7 separate regions of the Mus musculus genome follow, and all the other regions are linked to region 6. The links are chromatin loops, found by intact Hi-C in ENCODE. Cell type or tissue: left cerebral cortex. All regions are shown on one strand.

Evidence for each region. Hi-C counts contacts between places; a loop is a spot of excess contacts. Peaks named below come from ENCODE experiments on the same cell type or tissue, not always from the same donor. Only the 100,000 strongest peaks of a DNase experiment are listed, where the experiment ranks them.
Region 1: a loop joins it to region 6, with 2.6 times the contacts of the local background. A loop is called at or near these places in 3 of 42 quality-filtered maps.
Region 2: a loop joins it to region 6, with 2.3 times the contacts of the local background. A loop is called at or near these places in 3 of 42 quality-filtered maps.
Region 3: it touches region 6 in a loop (2.7-fold over the local background); 6 of 42 quality-filtered maps call a loop at or near these places.
Region 4: a loop joins it to region 6, with 5 times the contacts of the local background. A loop is called at or near these places in 10 of 42 quality-filtered maps.
Region 5: a loop joins it to region 6, with 2.5 times the contacts of the local background. A loop is called at or near these places in 5 of 42 quality-filtered maps.
Region 7: a loop joins it to region 6, with 2.6 times the contacts of the local background. A loop is called at or near these places in 4 of 42 quality-filtered maps.

Annotation. Positions count from the first base shown.
Region 1 is chr12:34,996,323-35,000,322 of GRCm38, reverse strand. The region is part of intron 3 of Gm40385 (a long non-coding RNA gene); the gene reads left to right. Among named protein-coding and RNA genes, the nearest start is that of Gm33864, 7.4 kb to the right of the region's middle. In left cerebral cortex, no CTCF peak of the experiment used is centred here; a DNase peak (open chromatin) is centred at 2,338.
Region 2 is chr12:34,820,875-34,824,874 of GRCm38, reverse strand. All of the region lies in intron 3 of Hdac9 (histone deacetylase 9), which reads left to right. Among named protein-coding and RNA genes, the nearest start is that of Gm46347, 35 kb to the right of the region's middle. In left cerebral cortex, no CTCF peak of the experiment used is centred here; no DNase peak of the experiment used is centred here.
Region 3 is chr12:35,006,284-35,010,283 of GRCm38, reverse strand. It overlaps Gm40385 (a long non-coding RNA gene), which reads left to right. Exons shown (of 4, transcript XR_872675.1): 3 at 2,725-2,822. Among named protein-coding and RNA genes, the nearest start is that of Gm40385, 13 kb to the left of the region's middle. In left cerebral cortex, no CTCF peak of the experiment used is centred here; DNase peaks (open chromatin) are centred at 1,333 and 1,758.
Region 4 is chr12:34,662,805-34,666,804 of GRCm38, reverse strand. All of the region lies in intron 3 of Hdac9 (histone deacetylase 9), which reads left to right. Among named protein-coding and RNA genes, the nearest start is that of Gm46347, 120 kb to the left of the region's middle. In left cerebral cortex, a CTCF peak has its summit at 1,867 (motif pointing left); a DNase peak (open chromatin) is centred at 1,854.
Region 5 is chr12:35,014,698-35,018,697 of GRCm38, reverse strand. The region is part of intron 2 of Gm40385 (a long non-coding RNA gene); the gene reads left to right. Among named protein-coding and RNA genes, the nearest start is that of Gm40385, 4.9 kb to the left of the region's middle. In left cerebral cortex, a CTCF peak has its summit at 2,463; a DNase peak (open chromatin) is centred at 2,477.
Region 6 is chr12:34,906,110-34,910,109 of GRCm38, reverse strand. All of the region lies in intron 2 of Hdac9 (histone deacetylase 9), which reads left to right. Among named protein-coding and RNA genes, the nearest start is that of Hdac9, 9.0 kb to the left of the region's middle. In left cerebral cortex, a CTCF peak has its summit at 2,399; DNase peaks (open chromatin) are centred at 2,432, 2,756, 3,395, 3,992 and 1 more place; H3K4me3 peaks cover 2,047 bases; H3K27ac peaks cover 1,345 bases.
Region 7 is chr12:35,181,082-35,185,081 of GRCm38, reverse strand. No RefSeq gene overlaps it. Among named protein-coding and RNA genes, the nearest start is that of Mir680-3, 12 kb to the left of the region's middle. In left cerebral cortex, CTCF peaks have their summits at 622 and 2,197 (motif pointing right); a DNase peak (open chromatin) is centred at 2,193.

The DNA of each region.
Region 1 (4,000 bases), 90 kb before region 6:
GCATTGTATGTTGATTTCCCTTTCCTGCCTTGGTGAGAACGAATAGTATGTTTTAACACACTGCTGTTACTTAAGTTTGATTCTTTCCCCACTCAGTTTATTTTGCCTCGTTATTTCTTCTTCTATGAGTTAACACCATTTGTTTGTTCTACTCTCTCCATGGCAATCATCTGTTTGATTTCTCTTCATCCACTAAAGCTATGGTTACAGAGACTTCATCAGATGTTGTACATATAGTCAAGTTTAGCATTTGGCTTTTCTTATTTTACTTTTCTCTTCAGATTTCTTAAGAAGTCAAAATGGTCAATATTTAAAATCCAATATTTATTTATTTATTTATTTAGGTGCTGAAGCTTAAATTCTTTGATCAACAACTGAGCCAAGTCTCCAACCTCCTTTTCTACTTTAGGAGGGAGGGGTGACTTTTGTTTGTAGTACAAAGAGAAGCCCAGACAAATGGACCAAAAACAGCCAACAAACACTACAATCAGTTTTCAACCTTCAAAAAAACCTTTATTAAGATTCTAATTACCTACCTTTTTAGTAGAAAAAGAAAACCAGCTATTGTGGTGTGCCGTTGTCTCATAGAAAAATGAAACCTTAAGCGATATAACTATACAGTTGGTCCACTATGCCCAAGTCTTACCAGAGGTAAAGCTAAACAAGCAGGAAGTGCCTGTGAAAGTTTAATCTCACCAAATTCTCTTTGGCAAAACTACAGTCAGCAAAACATGGGAAGCTTGCCACATTTAGTAACACTTAGGGAGATGACCATGGCAGAAGACAACAGACAACCATCTTGCTTGTTTTCTCCCATAATCAACTCCTAAATTTGAACATTTAAGAACCAAGTTAGTTCCCCACCTGGTACCTGGCATCTGTGTCAGTCGGTAATGCAAGCCATAGATAGAGCTCTCAAGTTCTGTGGAAAGTTAGCATTGAATTACCGGCTAATGTTACTCTAGAAAAACTCTGTTCATTACTACATGGATCTGAACCAACTCACACATCCTTACATTCGTCCTTCAGTTTATGATGCTGAACGTATGGGGCTCTGGCTTACAAGAGAATCGCAAAGATGAGATTGCCTTGTACTCTCATTTAGACAGTTAATTTTATCTTTGTTTTCTTCCATTGTGTTTCTCGATGGTGCAAAACTAATTGGCTCTTATCACAGTTACATTACCTTCAAAGGCAGATAAAATTAATGCAAAGTAAAAGATCACTATAATCAGAGATATCTGGTCGAAATGGAGACAGCCTCCCTTAAAGTGGCTGCACGATCCACAGAGGACTCTGGCAGAACAATAAATCATGGCTTTCTCCAGGTTATCATCCCGGGCTGCGGTTCATTATTTTGTATCATTCGTTTTAACCTTGGGTTGTCCCCTCAGCATCTGCTCTGCTGTGATTAATTCTGCTGATGGAAATAAACTGTCGAAGGGCAACACTGTGCTGCATGACTAATTAGCAGACCAAATTATGTCCATAAATTAACATTTTGTTTTTATCCATTTAAATAAATCAAAGTTGTCCAAAATTATTATGGGCAGACCGCTTTCATATCAATTTAGGTTTGTCACCTTTAGCTGGGTCAGTTTGCACTCTTTTTGTGTGCCTTTTAGCCGACTACTTTTTAAATGTTTTCCAGCCTTAACTTTCCTGAAACTCTCTCAGCTCTCCAGTTACACGTTCCACAGGTTCTCTTCTTTAGCTCAGCTCCCTCCTGCCCAATTCCTAGCTCTAGTTCCTCATTCTCTCTTTTTATTGGTCGTGTGGAAATGAGTGTTATTTCAAAAATCAAAATGTTTCTTGAAAAAAAAATCTTTGAAGGCCTCTACTAAAAGAAAAGTCTGAGTACAGGGCCAAGGTACTATTCTTAAAAAAAAAAAAAATTATAGTTTTCATTCTGGGCATGTGTGAGTAGGTGAGTGTGCATGTACTTGCCTAAAAACACACATGTGGAGACCAAAGGTTGACATTATGTGAGCCTGTGACATTATGCTCGGCCTGCTGTCCAGGAACCCTCCAGAATCCACCTGCCTGTCTCCCTAGCCCCGGTGTTACAGGTGTTCGCCAATGCGCCCTGCTCTTGTGTGGGAGCTGGGGATCAGACCCAGGTTCTTACCCACTGAAACATCTCCAGCCACTATTTTTAAAAAAGCCTTGAATAGTAGTAGTAGGTCTCAGTAAATGTTAGAAATCTGCATAGGAATTCCACGTGCATGAATATAAATTATAAAACCGAGATTATTTCATCATCAGGACAGACGGTCAGGAAATGTTGTGTGTATTCTGCAACACTGGTTGGTTGCTTTAGAGACAGTTTGTGGAGCATGACTCAGCCTTCTTGGAATACTGTTTCATTGGCCTTATTTTGATAAATGCAATTCAGCCCTTTTCAGGAAGAGACCTGCAGTAAAACTGAATAACCTAAGCAGTTACAAGTCAGCAAGTTAATTGCAGGCAGTTCTCTATATGACTGTAATTGCCATGTATACTGGGCTGTCTATTAGGGCTGTATATGGAGGCTGTACATGGGACTGTACATGGGGCTGTATATGAGAGCTGCATATAGGGACTATATATAGGTGCTGTATATGGGACCTGTATATGAGAGTTATATATAGGTGTGGTATATGGGGGCTGTACATGGGGGGTGCATATAAGGACTGTATATAGGGACTGTATATTGGGGATGTATATAGGGGCTGTACATGGGGCTATATATAGGGGCTTGTATATAGGTGCTGTATATGGGACCTATATATGAGGGCTATATATAGGAGTTGTTTATGGGGGCTGTATACAGGGGCTGTATATAGGAGTTGTGCGAGAGTAGGCTTTTCCCTGTTTTAGTCATGCTTTGTTTCTTCCAGTAGACTTACACTGGCAGCTTGTTTGACAGTGTGAGCATTCTCTCCATAGAAATCTGCATTGCTAAAATCAGGACTTTTGGTTTCTTGATAGCTGGCTATTAAACATTCACAGCATTCCATACGATGCTAAAAACAACTGCTGTATATTTACTCTCATATCAAATTCTCAATTGGTTCATAGCAAAGGGTCTGTACCCTCCTCTGCCTAGCTCTTTCTCTCTTTCTGTCACCACTGCCTGTTTTTGAAATACACGCCATAGACATTAATATTTGTAATAAATGTCTAAGTTTAGTGTACTAGTAATCCCAGCACTTGGGAGGCAGAGGCAGGAGGATCTCTGTTAATTTTAGCTCAGCCTTGTCTACATAGTGACTTCTAGGACAGCCAAAGCTATAGAGTGAGACACTCTCTCCAAAAAGAAAGAAAAAGAAAGAAAGAACAAAAGAAGGGAAGAAAGAAAGAAAGAGAAAGGACAAAAGAAAGAAAGAAAAAAGAATGAAAGAGAGAGAGAGAGAAAGGAAGGAAGGAAGGGAGAGAGAGAGAAAGAAAGAAGGAAATGAAGGAAGGAAGGACAAAAGAAAGAAAGAAAGAAAGAAAGAAAGAAAGAAAGAAAGAACAAAAGAAAGAAAGAAAGAAAGAAAGAGGAAGGAAGGAAGGAAGGGAGGGAGAGAGAGAAAGGAAGAAGGAAAGGAAGGAAGAAAGGAAGGAAGGAAGGAAGGAAGGAAGAAAAAAAGAACGAAAGAAAGAAAGAAAGGACAAAAGAAAAAAAGAGAGAGAGGAAAGAAGGAAGGGAGGGAGGGAGGGAGGGAGAGAGAGAGAGAGAGAGAGAGAGAGAGAGAGAGAGAGAAACAAAGAAACAAAGAAAGAGAGAAAGAAATTTTTACTTTGGTCTGTTACTGTTTCCCTATTTAGAGTAAGTAGACACTGCTTCAGTGTCCCTAGGGGAAGTATTGCATAACAAAAATCCAAAAGAAACATACATTAATTTCATGTTAAGACCTGGATTCCATCACCTTTCCCTACCTCTTTCTCCCTGTGTATGTGTGTATGAAACCATTGTAAAATCTGAAAAGAAATACTTTTCAAAGTCCAAAAATATTTCTGGTATTAAACATTTCAG
Region 2 (4,000 bases), 85 kb after region 6:
TGATGCAGCTAAAGTATTTATTTATCCATTCAAAACTTACTGAGTATGGACTCTTTGTCAGGTAGTATGCTCTCCAGCAGGGATACAGCCTAGTAAAACATACATTCTACCTATGGACAGCACCCTTTGAGACAGAGACAGAAACAGTTAAAGTTTTGGCCCACTCAGTGCCATATGTATTTTAATGTAAGACTACAAAACCTGTTTCTTCTGGACAGCAGTCTAGATTCCATATCTTCTATATGGATGGCCAAGTTTCAAAGGGAAAAACTTTCAGGGCTCAGTTAACTTTGTGTTCCCCGAACAGCAGATAAGAAATCACGTAGGTCGGTGTTCAAAACGCAGATTCTCAGACTCTTTTCTGTCAGTGAGCTTTACCATAAAACTCTAGAGGGCTAGGAGTTAGATGAAAGATATTGCCACGTGCAAAATACTCTTCATTTGCCTAAAAGCCCTATTGATTCTCATCTGGTGGCATTGCAAAGAAGAAAAATGCTAAGTCTCTTTTGTTAGCTAACATTTCATATGGTAACCACATGAAATAGTCCATTGAAACCTAGAGGAGATATATTTTGTGGGGAAAATTCCAGAGCCTAACAGGTCTTATTTGCTTTCTAGGCCATCCCAGTTTTCTGAGGTAAAAGATGGGCCAAAGGGATGCTTACACAGCCTCTGTTTTTATTTTTATTTTTTCTTCAAGAGAAGTTTAACACAGAAGAGATTTTTCACACAACCTTACAAAATTTAGAAAACATGTTTGAGCTATAAACTGTTTCAAGAATAAAATAATTGTGTACATCAACCTTAAAATGATCTTGGTGTGATTTTTAATTTTGACAAATATAATTTTAATGATGTAATTTTCTAGAAAAATGAATCTATAAGAATTTTTTCAAGCACAGGGCCAATGTATATGGCACCTGGAGATCTGTGAAAAGCTGTGCCCTTTGGGGCTCCTCAGAAGCTTTCTGAAGTACTGTGGCTATAGCCCTGTCTACTCCATCAACCGATAGAATTTGTTGTTCATGATAACTTGCTTCTCCCTTCCTCATCACTGTGGGAATACTTACAGAAATGGTCTACCTGCTAACAGTAAGAGAACGAGCTTGTTTATTGAAGCAGGAGCTCCACAGCATTCTTGTGAATGTTGTATTCGGTCCATCTTCTCACATTCATTGGCAAATCTTGGGAAAAAAAATTACTGCAGGAATTTCCCTTCTTGTCTCGGTTTTGCTAAACAGCTGTATTCCCTTATAGAAATGTAGAATAGACTTAACTAATGATCAAAAAGTTCTTTGAAATATAAATTGTTATGGAAATGCTAAGTAGCATAAACAATTCGAGGGCAAGCATTAATAAAAGCTTTGCCGCAAGCATCTTTAAAGGGAACTAATAAAGGCTTCATGGTTCAATTAATACAGCACAACTGTGAGTTTTCTAGAAGCATATGGGACCCAGAAGGCCTGCCCCTGTTTTTAAAATTTACGAACTCTTTAATGATTCACCACTTTCGCTCCAGCGCGTTACCCACCGTGGTGCCGTTTGGTCATTAAGCAGGAAGCTAAAACCAGGACAAAGCTGCAAACAAATAACATAATGTTCAAGTGAGGATTTTTCTTCATTTTTTTTAACCAGTATGTTATCATAAAAATGAAAGCTAATGAAATAGACTCTTAGCACAAATGAAGTAGGTTATGGCTTCCCTAGATACACACTAAACCTTGGCTTTGTAGTGAGATGCGGGTCAGGTCCTATTACACGAAGCACCAAGTAGCCCAAACATCTTCAGGCTCTTAGCCAGTTATCTACTTCAAATAGTATTCAAAAATATTCCCAGATAGTAAAATAGATCAGTCTGTTGAAGATATTGTTGTGACAAGATTATATCCCAGGTTACAGTATTCGTGGGAAGCATTGCTATAAATTTATTACTTATTTTAAACTATTTTTCATCAATTTAACAGAGAAATGATTTATTCTTTTGCTACTTCTAAGTCAAAATTCCAAATTGGAAATTATTTTTGAAATATAGAGATGACGTTTTATTCATTTTCCAGTTCCCAAGCAATGGTGCTTGGGACAGGACTTTCTCTAGACTGTTCAGAGAGACACATGCCTTTCTCTACACTGTTCAGTGTCAATGTATTTGGACAACTTATTTGTTCTCAGTTTTGGTTTTCACAATTTACATGTGTGGGTAGTTTAGAGATTGCTTATTGCCTTTGCTGTTGTAACACTATAGACAAACCTTCTGTCTTAGTCACATGGAGTCTAGACACACTTTCCAGAGTCATGACGGTTATTTCTAGTTGCTGTACAAGGTCTTGTGTAGGTCTGGTCCTTTGAACTTCTTCAGGGTATGGTTTCAAGACATTGGGCACTCTTCTGTTGAAGTGATGGAAGAACTATGGAAGAAGTGAGATATTTGTGGTAACAGGTTCTGTGCTTTTGTTTGTATACCACTGGGTATAATTCAATCCCCTGGCATATCTAACTGCAAAGGAGGCTCAGAAACAAAGTATTACAGTTGTACCCTTCTAAGAAGGGACTAGGCCTTACATAATTATGATGTGCTGACAAAGGGGTATACTATGCAACACATTGTGACACACTACGCTTCCACTATAAGAATTGTTTAATATTCTATCTTATTTCATTTTATTTTGGATGGGGAGGTTGCAAATGCAGAAGGTGTGTGTAAATGGATGGGGTGGGATTAGGATGCATGATGGGAAATTTAGGAAGAATCAATTAAAAGTAAAAAAAAAATCTAGGCTAAATATACAGTGATAGATGATTTGCACTGATTTTTTTTTATGAACACAATTATAAAGCAGTGCTTGACTGGGTATTCTCTGAAGCTTCATGAGTGAAGCTGTGGTTCTGATACAAAATAATTGTGGACAGCCTTCTGTTGGCAACATTCTATGAAGCCCTTACCCAATGTTTTCCTCCTTTCTCTATTGCCCAGTGTTTGCCTTTAAGAGATTTAAACACCCCTCCTGTCTTCTTTTCCATCTCCCTCCACTCTCACAACGCTGTAATAATTTTAAGGGACTGCAGAGGGGAATGTGAGGTAGCTCAAACTTTTTTTTAAATCACCTTCAAATGCCTTACTTTCTATAGTTTCCCGTGTGTGCTCAATCTTTATGTTGTTTTGATTTGCGTGTATGACTCAGTGCACAGCAGTCTTTTCCATTTCTGATTTACTGTGTCTTAATTTATTATTAGGAAGCTAAGATCTCTGTGAACGAATTGTTCCTAAGGCAGTAAACCGAGGAAGCACAACATTTTCTGTTGGAGTAAAACACATGTGCGTGTTTATGCTGACATTTACTTCGTCTTGTTTTCTGGGACCTGGACGGCCTCGAACTTACATTAGGTCATTTTGCCTCTGTCTCCTGAGTGCTGCTTTTGTAGACATGCACCACTATGCCTGGCTCCAGCCTTCATTTCCAATTAAAGCTTATGCCTCCTTTACTTGGTTCCTTTAGTTCTCGCTCTCTTTTCTTTGTGTGTTGACAAGATGCCGAATTCCCACTTAGTGAGGAAGTGTCATGGACTTGAGGGTTGCCAAGCTGTCCATAAAAATTATAACCATTCATTTTCGATGGCTTTTTTGACCTAATAATTCCAACTTTAAAAATTAATGCAGTTTTTGCTTATTAGTAGCTGTGTGTATGTGTGTGTGTGTGAGAACATGTATGTTTATGGATGCCAGAGCACAACGTCAGGTGCCATTCCTCAGGTGCTGTCTAACTTTCCTTTTCTTTTGAGATACTTAAGTCTCTCATAGATCAACAGCTTGCCTTTAGGGTAGGCAGATGTTTGGCCAGCAAGCAGCAGGGATCTCTTTGCTTTGTCACCCCAGCACAAGATTGTAAACGTATGCTACCATGCTTGGATGTCTAGGGATCAGACTCAGGTCCTCATGTTTGACAGACATTTACTTTATTAACTGAGCAACCAAGGACAGCGAGTAAGTAGCAAAAAAGTTCAA
Region 3 (4,000 bases), 100 kb before region 6:
GCAGCTCACATCTGTCTATAATTCCAGTTCCAGGACTTCTGACATCCTTACACAGATATTCATGATGGCAAAAATATAAGAATATAAAATAAAAAGAAATTATCTATTAAAAAAAGAACGATTTTGATCAACATGTTTTGAAAGATTCAGTAGTCCTGACTGACATAAATGAATACCCACTATTCCTTCACATCATTTCTTCTATAGTAGCTTTCTCCTTGTGTGTGTGTATATATAAACACACATAGGAGATGTGCGTACATACACAGCAATCACGAGGTAAAACGTTTATGTCAAACAAGCATCACATATGAAATGTAGTGACAAAAGTACTAGCATTTGTCGTCTACTTACCCATGGATGAAATCTAGGGTAAGGCAAGATTCTCTGTTTGTTTTTAGTGACTAGCTTTATCACATTTCTAGTCTCCCTGAGTTCATCCAAAACCTTCATTTTACAAAAACAGTTTTCTCATAAAGAGAATGCATCACACTCCAGCACAGTGACAAAATTCCTACTTTATATACACATAATGGAGGAGACTTTATTTGGGGGTCTTCTTTTCAAACATTTCATCCCACAGTCACTGGCTTGGCTGCTTTCATGATTTGACAAGGCTGACCATCACAGTGGGGAGCATGTACCAGAGGACCATGCCCACCTCTCCGTGACAAGGAACCAAAGGGAGAAAGGAGGGCCCTGGTTCCCAATGTCCTCTCTTAGGGCACACCTCTTGTGTCCACTTTCATCCCAGCAGGCCTCATCTCTCTTAAGCTTTCACCACACTTCACAAGCACCCCAGGCAGGCAATAATTTTAGGCAGGTCTTCCTGCCCCTTCCCATAATGCTGATGGGCTTTCTTGTCAGTCCTTGAATTTGGATACCTTTGGGGAATGTCTAAAAGTCATTTAGACCAACTTAGACCAAGAGAATTTCAACTGATTCTGTGTATATGTGTGTGACCTATGTTTGTATGCACATATGATAAATAGATTGAAGTTAAATTCAACTGTCATATAAATGGTATATAAAGTTGATACACATATGTGCATATATAAATTTCATGTTGTCATATTCTAGTTTCCTTGTTATTTCTCAGATTCCCTCAAACCAAGCCTTGTTTCTTTCTCTTGGCCCAGTCTTTCTGAATTCATGTCTTTTAATGTGGGTTTCTCTGCAAGACAGTTTTTAATTGTCTCTCTTGCTCAGTGCATGCAAGTCTATCAGCCAGTTCCAGTCAGTGGACTCAGATCATCCTTGAAAGGAAGGGTGCAATTTCCACCCACTTGGGAGTGCTTTGAAGGAAGGCATCATCTCCTCTCATTCTCTGAAAAACGGCACTATCCTCCTGGCATCCCAACCCAACGCCGCTCTCATCTTACACATGTTCCTTAAGACCCAGCAGAATAAACAATCCTAAGATGTCAAGCCACGCATTTCGAGTATAAAGTGTTAGACATGCGAAATATTAGGCTGAGCTCAGAAAATAAAAACTCTGGTTCTACATCCTATCGTCTCTACATGGGAATGTCACAGATCCAGTATCAAAATTTGCAATAATAAAACTCTTGAGAGTTTCAGTATTACAATTTCAGGCAGTTCTGCCCGCCCCTTTCCTTAACACCCACTGATGGGCTTTCTTGTTACTCTCTGATCATGGCCGCCCCCCATCTATTTGACCCTCCTGCCATTCACTTTTTGGCATGAGTAACTCGGCCTCTGTTTGTGCCTAGGTTCATTATGTGGCAGCTGTTTTCATTACCATCTCATTATGTCACTGAGGGGGAGACGTTTCCATGGTGATGCTGAACTGCATAAATAGAGATTTTACTACATTGAGATTTTATCTACTTGGGGTAGCAGTTAGAGGGGAGTTGGGCTAGAACCTTTCCAACAGGAAAAGAGCTTGTAAATCTCCCTTCTGTTTCCTGGAGTCTTTGCTTTATTCAATGAAGGTATGCTGTTATTATGAATTCTCCATAAATAGGAGATGATAAAGAAAGCCAATAGTTCTTCTTAATATTTATTTGACCTTCTGATATGTACATGGAAATTTCTAAACTAACACTGCATAGGAAAATTACTGCATCTATGGATTTTTTACAATAGTTCCACCAGAAAAAGAGACCCTGAATCCCAGGAAAAAATCAAGATGGGAGTTAGCCCAACCACTAATGTAATAATTGCTTATGCTTGGTAGCTTCCTAAGTTGTCATTGCCTGGGGAAATGAAGGTCATAACAACATTCAAGTGATTAGATCATACTTTCTCCACTCATGAATGAATGATACTCAATTTTCATTAATTGCTTTGTGTTTAATCCTGCATGTGCAGGAGGATTTTGTTAATAAATTTTCCCTGGCGGTAAGCCTTCATTAATTTGATCTTCCCTGAAAGCAAATCTATCCATGACAGAGATTTTTTTTTCTCACCATTTACTTTAAGACTTTTAGTCAAGGCAAACCTTATTTGTTTAATACCTTTAAGTTCTTTAAGGACTTGCAATTTTATTTGATATGACAGCATTGTACTACCTAAAACTCATCAGCAACTAAACAATTTTAAAGTAAATAGATTTTACATTATCAAATTATTAAGTATGTGTTTAAACAGATGAACCAACAAGGTAAGTATATTCACCATGATTAGATCCACTATGGCAGGGAATTCAGTATGGTTTGGAGTAAACTGTCCAATCTTTAACTCACGTGTTTCAACACTCAGTACCCAGGTGGCCATGTTGTTTTGGGAAGCTGTGAAACCTTCAGGAGGAGGAGCTCTTGCTGGAGGAACTACGTCTCTGGAGGAGACTGGCAACCAAGGTTTGGACCCTGCCCCACCTTCTGTGCTGTTCTTCTTGACCTTGGAGATGTGAGCAAGCAGCTGTCCCAGGCTCCTACAGCCATGGGGGCCAGGGATTTGATTACTGTGCAGTTTTAAATGTCAAGTTGCCATAACCTAGAATCACCTGAGAAGGGAGTCTTAAGTGGGGGATTATCTAGATCAGGCTAGCCTGTGGGGAATTGGCTTCATTGTAATTGAGGGAGGAAGACACAAGATGAACAAGAGCTGTCCCATTTCATGGGCTTGGCCCTGAACCATACCAATGAAGAAATCTAGCTGAGTAAAACAACAACAACAACAACAACAACAACAACAACAACAACAACTAGTAAGTAAGCAGGCAGCATAGATGCATTTAAGTCTTCTCTTCTCCTCATTGTGGATGTGGTGTGACGAGCTGCTTTTGTTCCTGCCTTGACTCCCCTAATGATACAGCAGAAACTGGAACTGTAAGCCAAATAAGCCTTTACCTCCATTGTGCTGCTTTTGGTCAGGATATCCTGTCAGAATGAAAAAAGGACAGTCACAAAGATGAACCAAACCTGTGGATTTTGATCATCAAAATATTGTTTTCATGTATGTAGTGAAATTGTACTATTAGCAGTATAGAGATTCTCCTACAACTTTTAACCAATAGGAGGTTGTCTGAGGATTTTGTGGCTGTGAAGAGACATCATGATCAAGGCAATTCTTATAAAGGAAAACATTTAATTGGGGCTGGGTTATAGTTTCAGAGGTTTCGTCCATTACTGTTATGGTGGGAAACATGGCAGCATGAAGGTAGACATAGTATTGGAGAAGGAGCTGAGAGTTCTACATCCAGACTGGTAGGCAGAAGAAAGAGATATTGCCACACTGAGCCTGGTTTGAACATCTGATACCTCAAAGCCTACCCTAAGTGACATACTTTCTCCAACAAAGCCACACCCACTCCAACAAGACCATACCTTCCAATAGTGTCTGTCAGTTCCTATGAGCCTATGGAACCATTTTCACTCTACCATACTCCACTCCTCGCACCCGTGTGCTTATGTCTATATCATAGTGCAAAATGCATTTAGTTTGACTTCAAAACTCCTCGTAGTCTATCACAGTCTCAACAGTGTTTAAAAGTTCAAAGTTTCTTCTGAGTTTCATGCAATCTCTTAACTGTAAC
Region 4 (4,000 bases), 240 kb after region 6:
AGCTTTCTTACTCCAAAATGTATATCTACTTCATTGAACTTCTGTTTCTATTAAATAATCTAAATGTTTATACAGAACAGGAGAGAAAGACCATATGTCTTTATATAAAGACAGCAAATATTTTTTTCTGTTGTTAATGTTTCTATTTTGTTTGTTTCTTCATTTATTTCTAAAACAGAGTGTAACTATGTGACCCAACCTGCCTTTGTGCCTGATATGTTCAGCTCTGCTGAAATCCATGTTCACTTTAAACACAAGGTTGTTCAGAAAGTGCTGTTCACAGTAAAGTAAGAGCAGGGAGTCCCAGGTACCCATGCAGATTGGTCTTGCTGCTCATAGCTCTACTGTACTTGCATTTCAGAAATCTACAAGAAAGGAATTGCATGTTTGACCATGACTACCTGAAGCTTTTTAGAGGTAGCAAGTGCATTTAAACAGATTTACATGCTATACCATAAATATGTGCACCAAAATATTACAATACACCCCATAATAACTATAATTTTATAACTTCATGTGTCAGTATTTGTCTTAAAACTGCATTTAAATTCAAATAAAGTAGACTATGTTTAACATTTTAAAAAAAAGATTTATTTCTTTATTTTATGTGTATGAGTACACCATTGCTCTCTTCAGACACAGCAGAAGAGGGCATCAGATCCCATTATGGATGGTTGTGAGCCACCATGTGGTTTCTGGGAATTGAACTCAGGATCCCCAGAAGAGCAGTCGGTGCTCTCAACAGCTGAGCCATCTCTCCAGCCCTAACTTTTTTAAAGATCTAGAAAAATATAAAAAAGAAATAAATTTCTACCTTGTTTTATACCTCTTTTCCTGTCTCTACATTTTTTCATTTGATTCAAGCAAAGTGATTTAATGTATATTTGATCTATACTATATCTCCTTTTTCTTAAGGAAAAATTTTTCCTCAGTAAGTTAACAGTTTTATATGTATTTATTTTTACTAAGATGAATCATAGTTTTATTTTACTAAAAGTGGGAAAATATTGTGTTTATCTTCATGAGCCTACTAATCCGATAAACAGTTTAATATGGTCTAAAAATTGGTCAGAGCAACCCTATTTTATTCAGTTAACTATTGAATCGAGTCCTGACCAAATTCCGTGTGTATTTTCTAGAACTTCTGCATCAGAATATCTTTGAATAGGAAGGATCTGAACAGGGTTCCATCCTAGAGAAGGCCAGGTCAGAAAGCAACTGAGTGTACTCGCCCTGGCCTGTGTCCTGAAGATGTGGACAGTAGGGTTTTAATCAGATACTTAGGTAATTCCCCCATCTGAAAAGGTACTCTTCTTAAAGTCAGAATTCCTGTTTTGTAGACTGTATCCATTCTGTAATTTCACTTTTTGTAGAATGCACATGCCATGTTGAGTTGAAACTGTATATACAGGAACACATTTATTCTGTTGCTGGATATCTTTGCTGGCCTCTTTATTGTTCTCAGAAATGTCTCCTTCCTGTGTGTGGAAGTTGTTAATTCTTGCAGATCAGGCTAATCCTTCGTCCCTCTCATGTGTTAGAACAGGGTCTGATTCAGAGGCTGTAGACAACAGGAGGTTAAAGCCAGCGCCCTCTCCCTATAAGAATTACTGGGTTAGCAGAGAAGCACCTCTTAGTTTATTGTACTCTGGGACTTTTCATAGAAAGAGGTGAATATGTTCTTCTCAAGATGAATGCATCAGGTCATTTTTTTTCTTTTTCCTCTCAGGCTAAAATGTTCTATCAGCCCCTTGTTTTGACCTTATAACCATCACCTGTCTCAGCCCATCTTTCCTGATTGGTGCGTCATTCAGCCTGTTCCTTCACTTATGTTTTGAGGATTTGACTCCCCCTGGTGGCTCCTGGCGTCATGAGTCAGGGCTTCTTTTCACTTAGGGTTCTCTTAAAAAGGCTCAAAGAGCAGCGTTCATGTTCCAAATGCTGCAGCAATCTCTTGAGACTTAAGGTAGGTTTTCCAAAGTTTTTAGGAAGTCATTTCCCCTCTAAGAGTTTGCCAAAGGAGACTAGAGTAGACCAATGCTAATTTCGTACATACAGAAGAGACATTCTGAGTTCGTGAATACTAAACGTAATTGGTTTAATTACAAATCATTTGCTAAAAAAAGTTATGTTCTCATCCATAATTAAGAAAGTTTCTTTCATCCTCCTAAAATAGCAGTAATTGTGTTATAAAAAAGGAAACGAAAATGTTTGCATCGAAAAAGAATCCATAAAATGTTTGAAATTGATAGTTTGATGTGGCAATACATTAAATGAGATGATTTCAAAATACATTTAATTTGACAGCGCTCAGAGACAGGCAGTCCTCATCAGCATTCTTCTTTGTGGCTGCTTCAACATAAAAGAATTGTGGCCATTTAGATCTCAGAAATTGTCACTTTCTGTTTTAACTTTTATAGCCCTGCATTTATTTGAAGTGTCAACTTCTATCTCTCATTTTTCTTTTCCTTTCTACCATTAAGTTGAATTAAAGAATGGGTGTGAATGTCTTACGAAGACCCTTCTCTTTAGTTTGAAGAAGAGTTTGTTCTTTCTCTTGTCGTGAAAATGCCTTTTTCATTTAAATTAGAAATAGAACATTGGATAGACTCTTAACAAACTGTCCTATCTAAAAACGTTAGATGATTGCTTCTTATTAGCAATAGTTAATGGAGTTATTTTCCTACCTGCATTTGAAAAGGACCTGCTAACATTCATTGCAATCTCACAGCAAGAGCAGGTTGAAGTTTCCCATTGTTATCTGGGAACCCAGAGGTAAGAGTTCGGGGCTTTGATTTGTTAGGTCTCTTCTGCTTTTGTTTGTTTGTTTGTTTTTTGCGTCCTGAGTCACTCATTTGGTGTCTCTTCCTGTTTTTCAAAGTCTCCCCAATTTCTGTTAACTGATGGGCTGCTGTGTTTTACATGTGTGCCACCCAATAGGACATGACTTAGCCTCCTCCCAGTGGCTTTGGAGGAAGGCAAGGGATGTGGGATGTCCTCAGATCACCAGGGCATATCTCCTAGAAGGTTGTGATACCTCTGTCTCTCAGGATTTCTGCTGCTGGTCCCTGTATTTCCTGCAACACCTGCTCCTTGGAAAGTTGTCCTGGAAACTCTCTCTTTTTTTTTTTTTCTTTTTGTTTTGACTTTTCTCTTTTTTTCATTTTATTAGATATTTTCTTTATTTACATGTCAAATTTTTATCCCCTTTCCTCATTTCCCCTCCGAATACCCCACTAGCCCATTCCCCCTCCCCATGCTCACTAAACCACCCATTTCCACTTCCCTGTCCTGACATTCCCCTACACTGTGGCATCGAGCCTTCACAAGGCCAAGGACCTCTCCTCCCATTGATTCCAGACAAGGCCATCCTCTGATACATATATGGCTGAAGCCTTGAGTCACTCCATGTGTACTCTTTGGTTGATGGTTTAGTCCCTGGGAGGTCTGGGGGTACTGGTTGGTTCATATTGTTGTTCCTGCTATGGGGCTGCAAACTCCTTCAGTTCCTTGAGTTCTTCCTCTAGCTCCTCCACTGGGGACCCTGTGCTCAGTCTAATGGATGGCTGTGAACTTCCACTTCTGTATTTGTCAGGCACTGGCAGAGCCTCTCAGGAGACAGCTATATCAGGCTACTGTCAGCAAGCACTTGTTGGCATCCACAATAGTGTCTGGGTTTGGTAACTGTATATGGGATGGATCACCAGGCAGGACAGTCACTGGATGGCCTTTCCTTCAGTCTCTGCTCCGAACTCTGTCTTTATATCTCCTCTCATAGGCTTTTCTAAGAAGGACTGAAGCATCCACACTTTGGTCTTCCTTTTTCTTGAGCTTCATGTGGTCTGTGAATTGTATCTTGGGTATTCTGAACATCTGGGCTAATATCCAGTTATCAGTGAGTGCATACCATGTAGGCCCAAGAACTAGGGCTGATCTCTCTTTACTTCAGAACTGCTAGCTTTTTATAATTTGTCTTGGCTACTTTGTTGTGATAACATAC
Region 5 (4,000 bases), 110 kb before region 6:
CCCACCCCCCCACACTCCCCTACCCACCCACTCCCCCTTTTTGGCCCTGGCGTTCCCCTGTACTGGGGCATATAAAGTTTGCAAGTCCAATGGGCCTCTATTTGCAGTGATGGCCGACTAGGCCATCTTTTGATACATATGCAGCTAAAGACAAGAGCTCCCGGGTACTGGTTAGTTCATATTGTTGTTCCACCTATAGGGTTGCAGATCCCTTTAGCTCCTTGGGTACTTTCTCCAGCTCCTCCATTGGGGGCCCTGTGATCCATCCAATAGCTGACTGTGAGCATCCACTTCTGTGTTTGCTAGACCCCGGCATAGTCTCACAAGAGACAGCTCTATCTGGGTCCTTTCAGCAAAATCTTGCTAGTGTATGCAATGGTGTCAGCGTTTGGAAGCTGATTATGGGATGGGTCCCTGGATATGGCAATTACTAGATGGTCCATCCTTTCGTCACAGCTCCAAATTTTGTCTCTGTAACTCCTTCCATGGGTGTTTTGTTCCCAATTCTAAGAAGGGGCAAAGTGTCCACACTTTGGTCTTCGTTCTTCTTGAGTTTCATGTGTTTTGCAAATTGTATCTTATATCTTGGGTATCCTAAGTTTCTGGGCTAATATCCACTTATCAGTGAGTACATATTGTGCGAGTTCATTTGTGATTGGGTTACCTCACTCAGGATGATGCCCTCCAGGTCCATCCATTTGCTTAGGAATTTCATAAACTCATTCTTTTTAATAGCTGAGTAGTACTCCATTGTGTAAATGTATCACATTTTCTGTATCCATTCCTCTGTTGAGAGGCATCTGTGGGATTGCAAGCTTGTACAACCACTCTGGAAATCAGTCTGGCGGTTCCTCAGAAAATTGGACATAGTACTACCGGAGGATCCCGCAATACCTCTCCTGGGCATATATCCAGAAAATGTCCCAACCGTTAAGAAGGACACATGCTCCACTATGTTCATAGCAGCCTTATTTATAATAGACTCCCGGTAATTTTATACCCTCTAAAGAGTCCTCAGAATTCCAAGCAGGAACTACCTCTAGCTGGCAGAATCACACCCTTGCCAGAGCACCAGACGAAGCACAGATAGCTGCTGTGGATACTCTAGAGGAAGCAGCCTCATCTTCCACACCTGGGATTAAAGCAAAAACATATGCACATAACATAGATAAGGGCAAGGGAAAGACAGCATGTGTCCATGTGTCTTCTCAAATAGAGAATATAGATGTAAACATGTGATGTGAAAGCTACGTGGGTGGAGGCGTGGCATGCTACTGGGATTAAAGGAGGGGGAACCAGAGGCTGGGAGAAGGGAGACAAGCAAGGGTAAGGAGGGTGAATAAATGTAAGCTTATTACTCTATAAATCACTGCTGATTTACACATATGAAATTCTCATAATTAAGTCATTATTTTGTATTCTAATGAAAATAAAGAGGTGGGACCAGGTTGGGTATAATTCAGCTCCCAGGCCATTGGTTACTGATCAATGGAGATAATAATGGAGAGAGGGGAAAGGCTTGTTAGAGTTTTATGGGAGAGAATGAGCCTAATAAACTTGTGGGCGGAGGGCATGAGAATGAGGAAGTAGTCAGGTAGGAAAGAAATGGGCCATTACATGAGGCATAAAAAGTCAACAAGCCATTTCCCTCTCCCTCGCAGCCTTATAGATATCATTTAGGTGCATGGCCAGAGTAAAAGGTTACCCAGGTGGCAGACACACACACCTCAGGATTCTGTAATTCATGCAAGAGGAACTAGCTGACTTCCATAGTCTCAGCTCAGACACCTTATACCTAGAGAAAGGTGAGGCTGGACCCACCGGCCTGTGGGACGTTAAGACAAAGGAAGATATTTCCACTCTGTGATTAGGTAAATGTTTGGGGGTGGAAACAGCTGTTCACCATTTGTCACGCCATGTGTATTTTCTTCTGGTTCCTATGCTAATTTCAGGGGATCAACTAAGGGTGTGTTTTTAGAGAAACCTAGATAAGGGAGTGAGGTATCAGCTGTCCAGACCGTAGCACTTCATTAAAACTGCCCAGTTCATAGATTTGGACATCGATCCCATCACGCCCTGGAAGCCTCTGGTGTGCGAATGTAAGAAACAGCAAAAGCAATAACAGAGTGTGCTGAAAGTCTTCCAGAGATTTATACCATGAACCATTCCAACTAACTTGTCCTTTGGTGTAGTATCTTTATTTGCTAGTATTTAAACAATTCCCCAGAGATTATTGTTAAAAACAACCGATAAATCATAGCCTTTTGACTCTCATAGACCCATGCTCCTTTTAGTAGACCTTCAAACCTACAGAGACAGGATACAGATACAGGATAGACTGAGTGAAGGACTTCCAAGCATATGTTAAAAGTGAGACAGCTGAGCTGGAGACCCCTCAGGCTGATCCGCTGGCCTTGATACTTCATGTTGAGCCGAATTCCCATCTCAACTCTAGGTGGCAGTTTACTCCATGGTTTCTTAAGCTGTTTAAACAGGCAATAGATTCATTCACAGTTTTTTCCATGAATGCATAATTTTGTGTAAAAATTAGTTCCTGGCTCTTGGGATCTGTTAAAAATAGATCTGATTTTCAGAATAAAATCATGGCTCAAGGTACAGGTTTTCCATGTATCTTGCCATTCTTGATTGCATCGACTGAATAGGATAAAGCAGACAAGAACAGATAGAGATGAAGGTTTTAACTATCTTTTTTTAAAAGAATGTAATCCGCTTTAGCATGGCAATAGTTCTCTGTCAAAGTTGTGCTCCCATCATGCAGAAGAGAACGCATCCTGAATGATCCCTGTGAATATGTAATGTTCACCAAATCAAGGTTATGCGGGACTCTTAGTGCTCTGAGACTAGTTAGAGTATAGACTTAATTGAAGGAAAATTGTTCTACAAACAGACAAACCAAAATGAGGATTATGTATACCTGTGTTTCTTTGCATCTTTTTTTTTTTTAACCTACATAGTCAAAGTTAGAGTTTAGATAGATTCAAGAATGGTGCTACACCTTTCAAAACAACGCTTCCTCACAGCGCTTGCACCGAAACACACTGGCATGGGATGTACTGTTTTATTTTTATAAGGGACTTAAAAGTAGGATATGCAAGAAGATAGCTCTTTAGCACCTTTAGGAGAAAATGCAAGCAGGGCACACCAGGCTCCTGAGTGCGCCCAGAAATCAGAACACTGAATTCTGAAGTAGCACAAATAGCCTGTACCTGGCCCACAGGTGAGTCTGCACTCTCCACATCTCTGTTTATATGTTTGTCCACACAGAGACCCTGGTGGTATAAGCGTTCCCTGTCCAATACAAGGTAATACCATAGATTACCAACACAGTCTATAGGCTTCCATTCTATAAGTAGTTGTTTACATGAATAAAGCAGACACTGTTCCCTATAGCTGTCTCTGGACAGGTTTATCTCCATGCCCTTTACCAACCCATGGGCATTGCGGTCTGGTCCCAGGAGCCCCAGGAATGCCGGCAAAGCAGATACCACAAGAACTTTTCACTTCAGATTTCTTTCATTTTTAGTATCAGCAGAAGAAAAAAAAATGCATAAAGGATTTAAACTTTGCCTCAAAGATAGGATTTCTTTAAAAAGAAGCTAAAAATACAATCCTGTGTCTTTTTGAGTGAGAAACAAGATTATGTTTGTGCCCAGCGCCTGGTACATGGTATCCCGCAGTTCTCACTGCTCTGCATTTTATAAATGGTCCACCGAGAACCTCAAAGACCCTGGCTAATGTGTCAAATACCTAAGAAGCTGTTATTTGGAATTTGCTTGCTTGGGCTTGTCCTATTCCTACGCCCTCCTCTGTTTTTAGGAACACTAAGAATCTGTACATCAGAGGGCACCATCATTTAAATGAAGAGACATCCTACAGAATGAAAAAAAATCTTTATAAGCAAGACACCTGTTAGAGGATTTGTAGCTAGAATATACAAAAAACTGAGAAAACCCTACTCATCAATAAAACAAACAGCAAG
Region 6 (4,000 bases):
AGAGAGTAAGTTTACAGTGTAGACATGGGCAAATACTATTACAGACAGACACTAGTGTCAACACTGCAGTGATCCATTATGACACTGTTATAGTCTCTTGATGATTTAATATCAAGGGATAGAACCTTAGGAGTTACAACTCAGGACTTGTTAGAAAAACAAATATACTCCAATAGAGAGATAACCTATGAAATAGCTGGCCAGTGCTTCTCAAAGTTAGTTTTCAAAACAAGAAAAATATGAGGAATTCATGGCCAAGAATAGCCTAAAGAGACATGACAAGTACAACTCAGGATCCTAGCTGGGATCCTAAATAGAAAAGGGAAGTTATGTAAAAAGAAATGAAATATGACAAACCATGATTCTAGGTTCATTCTATCTGATTAACCATTTGCTAATTATAGGAAACATGCTAAGCCACTGAGAGCAGCTCATGATAGTAGTATTGCATGTGATGGCTACACGAAAATTCTACATGCAGGTTAAAAATGTGTGGGGCCAGAAGTGGCTTAGTTTTTTATTCATATTGTTTTTATATGTTGAAATATTCACATAATTACATTTCTTGGGGGAAGAGGCTGAGTCTAAATATGAAATCCATTTGTTTCACATATTCCCAAACATATAGCCTGAGGTAATTTCATTCAATATTTTTAGGGTATCTAGGTTTTCACAGCAACCAGTTATTATATGAGGTCAGGTATGACATTCTGGGGCTCCTGTCACGTTAGTTAAAAACCATTGAGATATGGGGATATTTCAGATTTGGGAATTAGGGATGCCCAATACCTAATGTAGTCTTTATTTCTCTTCAAATCTAAAACTTTTCTTTAAAAATAAATCCTACTGAAAACACCAGAAATAAAAAAAGAATTACCTGGTCTTCCTAGAGCTCAGTTGAGGAGAGAATGAAGCCAGAAAAAAAAATACAGAATCACACAGAGTATAGTACAGGCTTGAACAGAGAATACGAACTGTTAGAAGGAATTATAATACTTTAATTAAATTATAACTTAAAATACGTGAATCAGCAGTAGCAACCAGCAAGTTCTCTCTCTGAGTTGGCCCTGAAGTTGGTACTAGAATGATGAAGAAGAAAGCTGTCAGCTATGAACTATGCCTTATGTGGTAGAGGTAACTAATGGTAAATTAAAAACAAGTGGGAGTGCGTGGGTTGGAGAGCAGGGGGTTGAGGGATGGGATGGGGAGGTTTTCGGAGGGGAAATGAGGAAAGGGGATAAAATTTGAAATGTAAATAAAGAAAATATCTAATAAAAATGAAAAAAAAACTAACCTTCCCTAAATATAAGAGCAAACTCCAAGTTATTCTGTCCACATCGTTACACATGGGTCCATTTCATATGACCGCTGAGCTCCTAGAAATGTATACTGTTATGAGTTTCAATGACACTTTTCTAGAAAGTCCTTTTTGAGAGATGATAGAGTGAATTGTTCCTCTTGGAGTCGGTGGAAGGCAAACAAAAACGGGAAGAAAAGGTAGAAGGCCGGACACTTGACCAAAGACTCCATTTTGAAAAGCAAGGCCTGGCAGGTCAATAGGTATTTATCTGAATAAATAAACCTGGACAATCTGAAAAGCATGTCTGAAATGGTCCAGCCAACACCAATGCTTTCACCGTGGAGGGCCTGATATCAAGATTCGTCTACTGACTTTCTAGTATGGACAAGCTGCCCGACCACTGGAAGACATCATTAAGAGTGACTTTTATTTCTTCCCAAGTCTGGATCCCCCACTGGTTCCTCACCTCAACCAGCTTTCTTTTCTTTTACAAATATAAAGCCAACTGTCCACTCTCACTCCTGGGGTACAAATTTACAGTTGGGGTAAACTGTGGGGGCACATCTAGCTATCATAGTTATAGCCACTACAAATGCTGAGTCATCTTAAATGACATGGAATGTGTAGCCTTCAAGTTGTCCCAGGCTTATGCAACTCAGTTCTAGAGAGGAACACTGCCACTACCAGACCTTGCACAAATCATGTTGATCTTGTAGTCTCAGGTCCCTGAGCTGGAAATGAGGGCGCTGGGTTAGGGCTCTCTGGGTCTGTGTAATCTGTGAACGAGTGGTGTTTTAGCCAGTACAGAGGAAAACCATAAATGCACATGTAGACACTTGCTTTTATTGGTCTTTAGATCACCGTTTTTTTTAAAATTATAATTACTAGCCTTTTTTTTTGAGTGGGCAGGTGTTTAGCATTAGAAAAAATATATTCAGGATTAGCCTTTTTATTAAATATTTAGTGTTGCCTACTTTACAAAGCGATTTACAGACATTAGGAATATTAGTATAGACAAGTTATAGCTGTAATTTCTTTTTCAGTCTCCAAGGTAAAATACTAAGCACCAAAGACGCCCTCTAGGCAATTCCCGAACCCAGCAGTGCCTCCTTTCTGCCAGGGCGGGTTCCAGAGCGATGCTGCGCTCTTCCGTGCAGCCTTCAAACACGGCAAACCTACATAATACTTCCATCACCATGTTTCCTCACATTTCCCATTAGGTACAACAACAACAACAACAACAACAACAACAACAACAACAACAACAACCCCAAACGTAGCAGCATTTTCTTTAATCGCCCCCACAACCCCGTTCCCCCCAAGCTCCATGCCGGGTGTAGGGATGCACTAGGTCCTGCCCTACGGTTCTCCGTTCTCAGGGTGCTCCGCTCCCTACAGTCTGCGCGGCCAGGCGCGCACCTGAGCGACCGGGGCTGGAGGGCGCGCAGGGCGAGGCCCGGGCCGCGCTCCTCCTCCGCACCAGCCCGGTCGCCTGCCTGTCACCTGGCGCCTGCCGCCTCTGTCCGTCTCCCAGGTCCCCGAGCTTCACCAGACATCCCCCATCTCCCTCCAGTCCCCTGCCTCGCTGCCCGCGCGCCTCCTTTCCGCGTCCGCCCTCTGCGCCCCCAGGTGTCCCTGCAGCCCGGCCCCGCCGCCTCCCCGGCCGCCCCGCCCCGCCCCGCTCCGCCGCTCCGGGGCTCGGGCCCGGCCCCGCGGTCTCCCTCCCACCCCGTCCCCCCTCGCGCCCCTCCCCAGCGCGCGCTATTTTTAGCCCGTCCTCCGCGCGCCGCCCGCTCGGCGCAGCTCGCCGCCGCCCGCCTCCCGCACGGCGCGCAGCGCCTCAGCCTCGCGCGCCCCCGCCGCCCGCGCCCCGCCGCGCCCCGCCGGCAACTTTCCCTCCGCGCTCGGCCTCCTGCCTCGCCATTCCCTCCTGCGCTGCGGAAGATGGCTGTTTGGAGAAGGGGGCGAAGTTAGGGGCTCGCCGGCGCGGGGCGGAGGAGGGCGCGCAGCCTCGGCGGGAGCGGGCGGAGGTGAGTGGCACCGCAGCCGGGGCTGGCTCTGCCCGGGAAAGCCCTGGGAATTGGGGGCCACGCGTGCTCCGGGCGCGCCGCGGCATTCCCTGTCTGGCTCTCCGGGTTGGCAGCATCTCTGCCGGGACTTCCACTCCACTTGCTTTGCATCTTGCAGCCCGGAGCTTGGTGGGTACCATTGTCAGAAGTTGGGTGCTGGGTGGTGGTTTTGGTGAAGACCTTGGCATTTGGCTAGGCAAGCCTAGGCGAGGGTCGCTGGCCAGATTTTTACCTCGCCCTCCTGTCTCCCTCCTTACCCAAACACACACCCTATTCCTGTCGGAACCAAGCTATGAATGAAAAGTTTGTACTGCCAACGTGTTGCTTGAGGGGAGAAATACTTAGTGGGGTACCTTTGCTGTTTGGAGGGGCGCTTCAGTTCCAAGTCAGTACAACAGAGTACTGGGTTTTCAGAAAAGTTCAGGAGGTTGGAGGATGGGAGATGGAGCAGTGAAGTGCCCAGTGGATGAATCTTAAGCTCATTAAGGTAAATTCGGGGTACCGCAGTGGGGATGGGATGCAGTGAGGAGAGGGGGGCGTTCCCTGATCCCTGATTGCTTAGCTGGTAGCTTGGCTCTGAGGACATCACCCACTTGTCGGCAGTGAGAGGTGCTGGTGTCAGAGGCCTGTG
Region 7 (4,000 bases), 270 kb before region 6:
TCCAATGTCAGTAGAAGAAAAAGAGCTGAAACATACACAGTACAACATGTAATGATAGGAGGTGATCCTGATGTATACTTGGATGCATTTAGAAAATGTGTATACAAAACCTTTGCCTCCTCCTGTAACAACCCCGATGTCACAATACACAGACTCAGCAGCAGCAGAACTCGAATGACCCATCCCTCTCGCTCCTAACCTAGCCATGCTGCAGGAGCCATCCCTGTTCGCTCTAACTTAATCATGCTGCAAGACCCATCTCTCTGGCTCCTAACTAAGCTGTGCTGTGGGTTCATCTTTTGGTTAACAAGAACAACAGTAACAACAACAAACACAGAAAGCAGCTTGAGAGAAGCTTTGCTGGGTCTGTGCTCATGTTTGCCTTGCTTCTGGGCCTCAGCACAGAACATCTAGGCAGGGAGCATGCCGTAGAGCATAGGATAGGGTCTCACCCTAGACAGACAAGTGGGCGATGGGGAGGAAGGGTTGGGGGCCCAAACACACCCTCATTCCCTCCAAGGACATCCTTTCCCCCAGACACACCCTTTGGGCAACTAGGATGCATTTCCCAGCAGCCCATTCAGCTATGTGATCTAAACAGCTCTCAACAGCACCATCAGCTGGAGAGTAAGTTTCCCACACATGAGCCTTCTGGACAGATGCGCCCATGCAGACTTGTAGCAAATGGCCAGCTCTGTTCTGCAGCGAGTGCCCTGCACGGGCATAGAGACAACAAACTAAGACATTCATTCTGTCTCAGACCTGAGTAAGTGAAGCACACAGGTAAGTTTATAAAATGACCCCCCAAGGCTGAGAAAGGCGAAAATGAACATATATAATAAATAAAAGAGGGAAAAGCAACCCTTCAACATTGCATCTGCCAATGAGCAATTTGCAAACACAGTCCGCTGCACTAATCACCTCATTGTGGTAAAGTAAGCACCTTGCTCTCTGACCCGAGGAATAAGATGGAAGTGAGAAAGAAGTGGAGCATGAGGCGTGGGTACCAACGGCGGATGGCGCTGTTTTACATATTGAAGGTGGGTGTGTGTTAGGCAGGAATAATCCCTACTGTCCAAACTCTATATTCAATTGACTTACTAGTTTCATAACATTTCAAAGTGAAAAAAAAAAAAAGATTGTTCTGTTTTGTTTTTTTTTTTTTTTTGGGGGGGGGGGAGTGTTTTGCTATTTTCCTAAGGCTGGTCTCCAGCTCCTCCTGCCTCAGACACTTTGAGTCCTAGGGTGCTAAGCACGTGCCATCACAGTCGGCTGACAATAAGACAAACCACATAAACAAAAACAATGGCTCAGCAAGCAAAGGCAAGGAGGCTTACCACAGAGCCTGACACAAAGTGGATCCGAGGGACACACATGGTGGGAGAGAGAACCAATTCAGAAAGCTGTCCTTCCCCACTGGTGGCCATGTGACGTCCGTCTCACCCAACCCCCTTACACACATAAACGAGCGTCAACAACAAAACCTCTTTTAATGGTCAAGTTAAGTCCCGACCTATCAGAAAGACAGAAAGGTTACCTAAGCGACCTTTTAAAGCTTGTCACATTCTGCCCTGAGAACAAGTCTGTCCTGGGTGCAAGGACCATGATTTACAGTCACGTGTTTTGATGCTGCTTGGTCTCTGGGCCTCTGGTTTCACGAGCCCTAAAGCGGTGATTCTCAACCTGTGGGTCACGACCCCTTTGGGGAGGATCACATGTCAGATATTTATATTACATTTCATAACAGTAGCAAACTTATAAAAGCCAAGAAATAATTTTATATTTGGGGTCACCACAACACGAGGAACTGTACTAAAGGGTTTGCAGCGTTAGGAAGGTTGAGAACTACTGCCCTAAATGAAGCTAAGAGTCGCACCCATTCTCTCAGAGTCTTCCCTTTTCTCCTGCTGTGGGAGCGCTCTTGCCGGAGACAAAGCCATAGCTGATGTTTAGTCACATTTTGTGCGACACATCCAAGATTTAGAAATCTAAGCAATATTAACACTGGGAGCAGAAAGGGGAAAGAGATTGTGACTGTGAACACATAGGAATGTTCTGGATCTGAGCTGACTATCGGAGTCACTGTGAAAACTTGTGTTGGCAATATGTGAAAGACCAAGGTGTTTCCAAACTTTAGGTTTCCATTGGGAACAGACCAAGCCATTACACTGAGTTGTCTTTTTCGATTTGGCCACTAGAGGGGGGTGCTGCTTAACAGTTGGAGCCTTCCGGTGTAAGGGACAGTAGAAGGCTAGCTGGCTCCCTCAACTGTTTATCCCAGCACAGGCCAAAAACTAAGAATCTTAGTTTTCAGTTATGGTGAGCCCCTGTCACTTTGTAAAGAAAATCTGAGCAAAAGGTAATTTTTGTCTTCTTTGAAACTCATAGAATGAAACCAGCTATGCCACAAATTCTCCCTCACTCTCAAGCCCCGGCCCTGCCTGGAAAAGATGGCTATTTAAACGAGAGTGCTCATTGCTGTTCTAATACCTATTTTTCGAATTTTGAAAGTTGTCCTACTTCATAAGAGACAGGAAATACTTAAGACAGATTCCCTGGAGCATTACAGGGTATGTAGACATCTAAGGTATATTTCATAGAAGAAACTTATATAACAGTTTGGGTAAAAGAAAAGCCATTCATTTAACTTCAGAATTACAATGACTAAAACCTGAAGGAAAAGGATTTCCAAAATGATTATTTGGGAGGAAAAAATGTTTTTGTGTGTCTTTCCTACAGTGTAATAGCACAGAGGGCTCCTTGCTATACCTGCACTGAAGAAATGCGAATCAGAGATGTACAACTCAAAGGAGATGAAGCACTCACGTGACCTGGATTATTCTCTCAAACTTCTTTATGCCACAAAGTAATTTGAGAACAAATTCTTGAGGAAAACTCCACTCAAAATGAAAGTTAATTCTTAGACAAAATATAATATTCTCACTAAAATTTTAACACTCCACTTGTAATAGCATCAAAGCCAATATGGACATTTTAAGTAGAAAAAAGTCTGCTAAGGGCTGTGGAGAGAGCTGAGTCAGTAAAGTGCTTGAACAGGCGTGAGGGCTTGAGTCGGAGCCCCAGTATCCACCTAAAGTGCTGGTGTGGTAGCAGGTAGGAGTAGTCTCACGGGCTGGGGAGGCAGAGATAGCAGGAGGCCTGGGGCTGGTTGTGCAGCCAGCCTACACAAATTGGTGAGTCCCAGGTCTCAGTAAGAAAGTCTGTCTCAAAAACAAAGTGCAAGGCCTGGAAGATGAGTTCAGTGGGTAAGAGCATTGCTGAGCAAACTGCAGGACTTGAGGACCTGAGCTCAAATCTCCAGCACACACGTTCAAAACAAAACGAACAAACAAACAAACAAACAAAACCTGGAGGTCATATGTCTGTGACCTCTGGGATTGGAGTGCATACAGGGAGATCTTGGGAGATTTCTATAGAGCCAGGTTAGCCAGGTCAGTGGGCTCCCACTTCTCAAAGCAATAATGTAAGGAGTGATAGAAAATACAACCAGCTTGCTCTTGCTTCCATGTGTATGCATATACACATACACACACACACACACACACACACACACACACACACACACACACACGTACCACACATACACCACGAATGCATACACATACCATTCCCCACATACAAATAACTTCTTTAAAATGTGTGTGGTGAGCATGCACACCTGCATACTTATAGGAAAAAAAAAAGAGGGCACTGGGTTTCTTCTATCGGCCTCCACCTATTCCATTGAGGCAATAACTCTGAAGAAACCTAAAGACATAGGAAGTCTCTGTGTAACCCTGGGGTTCATTTCCTCAGCTAGCCTAAAAGCCAACAAACCCCAGATCCTCTTGACTCCACCCCTGCTTGTAACTGGGGTCACATGTATGCAGCTGATACTCAGGGATTTGAGGCTCTGGGATCAAATACTCTGGTCTTTGAGGTTGTACAGCAAGAACTTTAACCCCTGAGAGCTTTTGATCCCTCTACAATGTCTTATTTT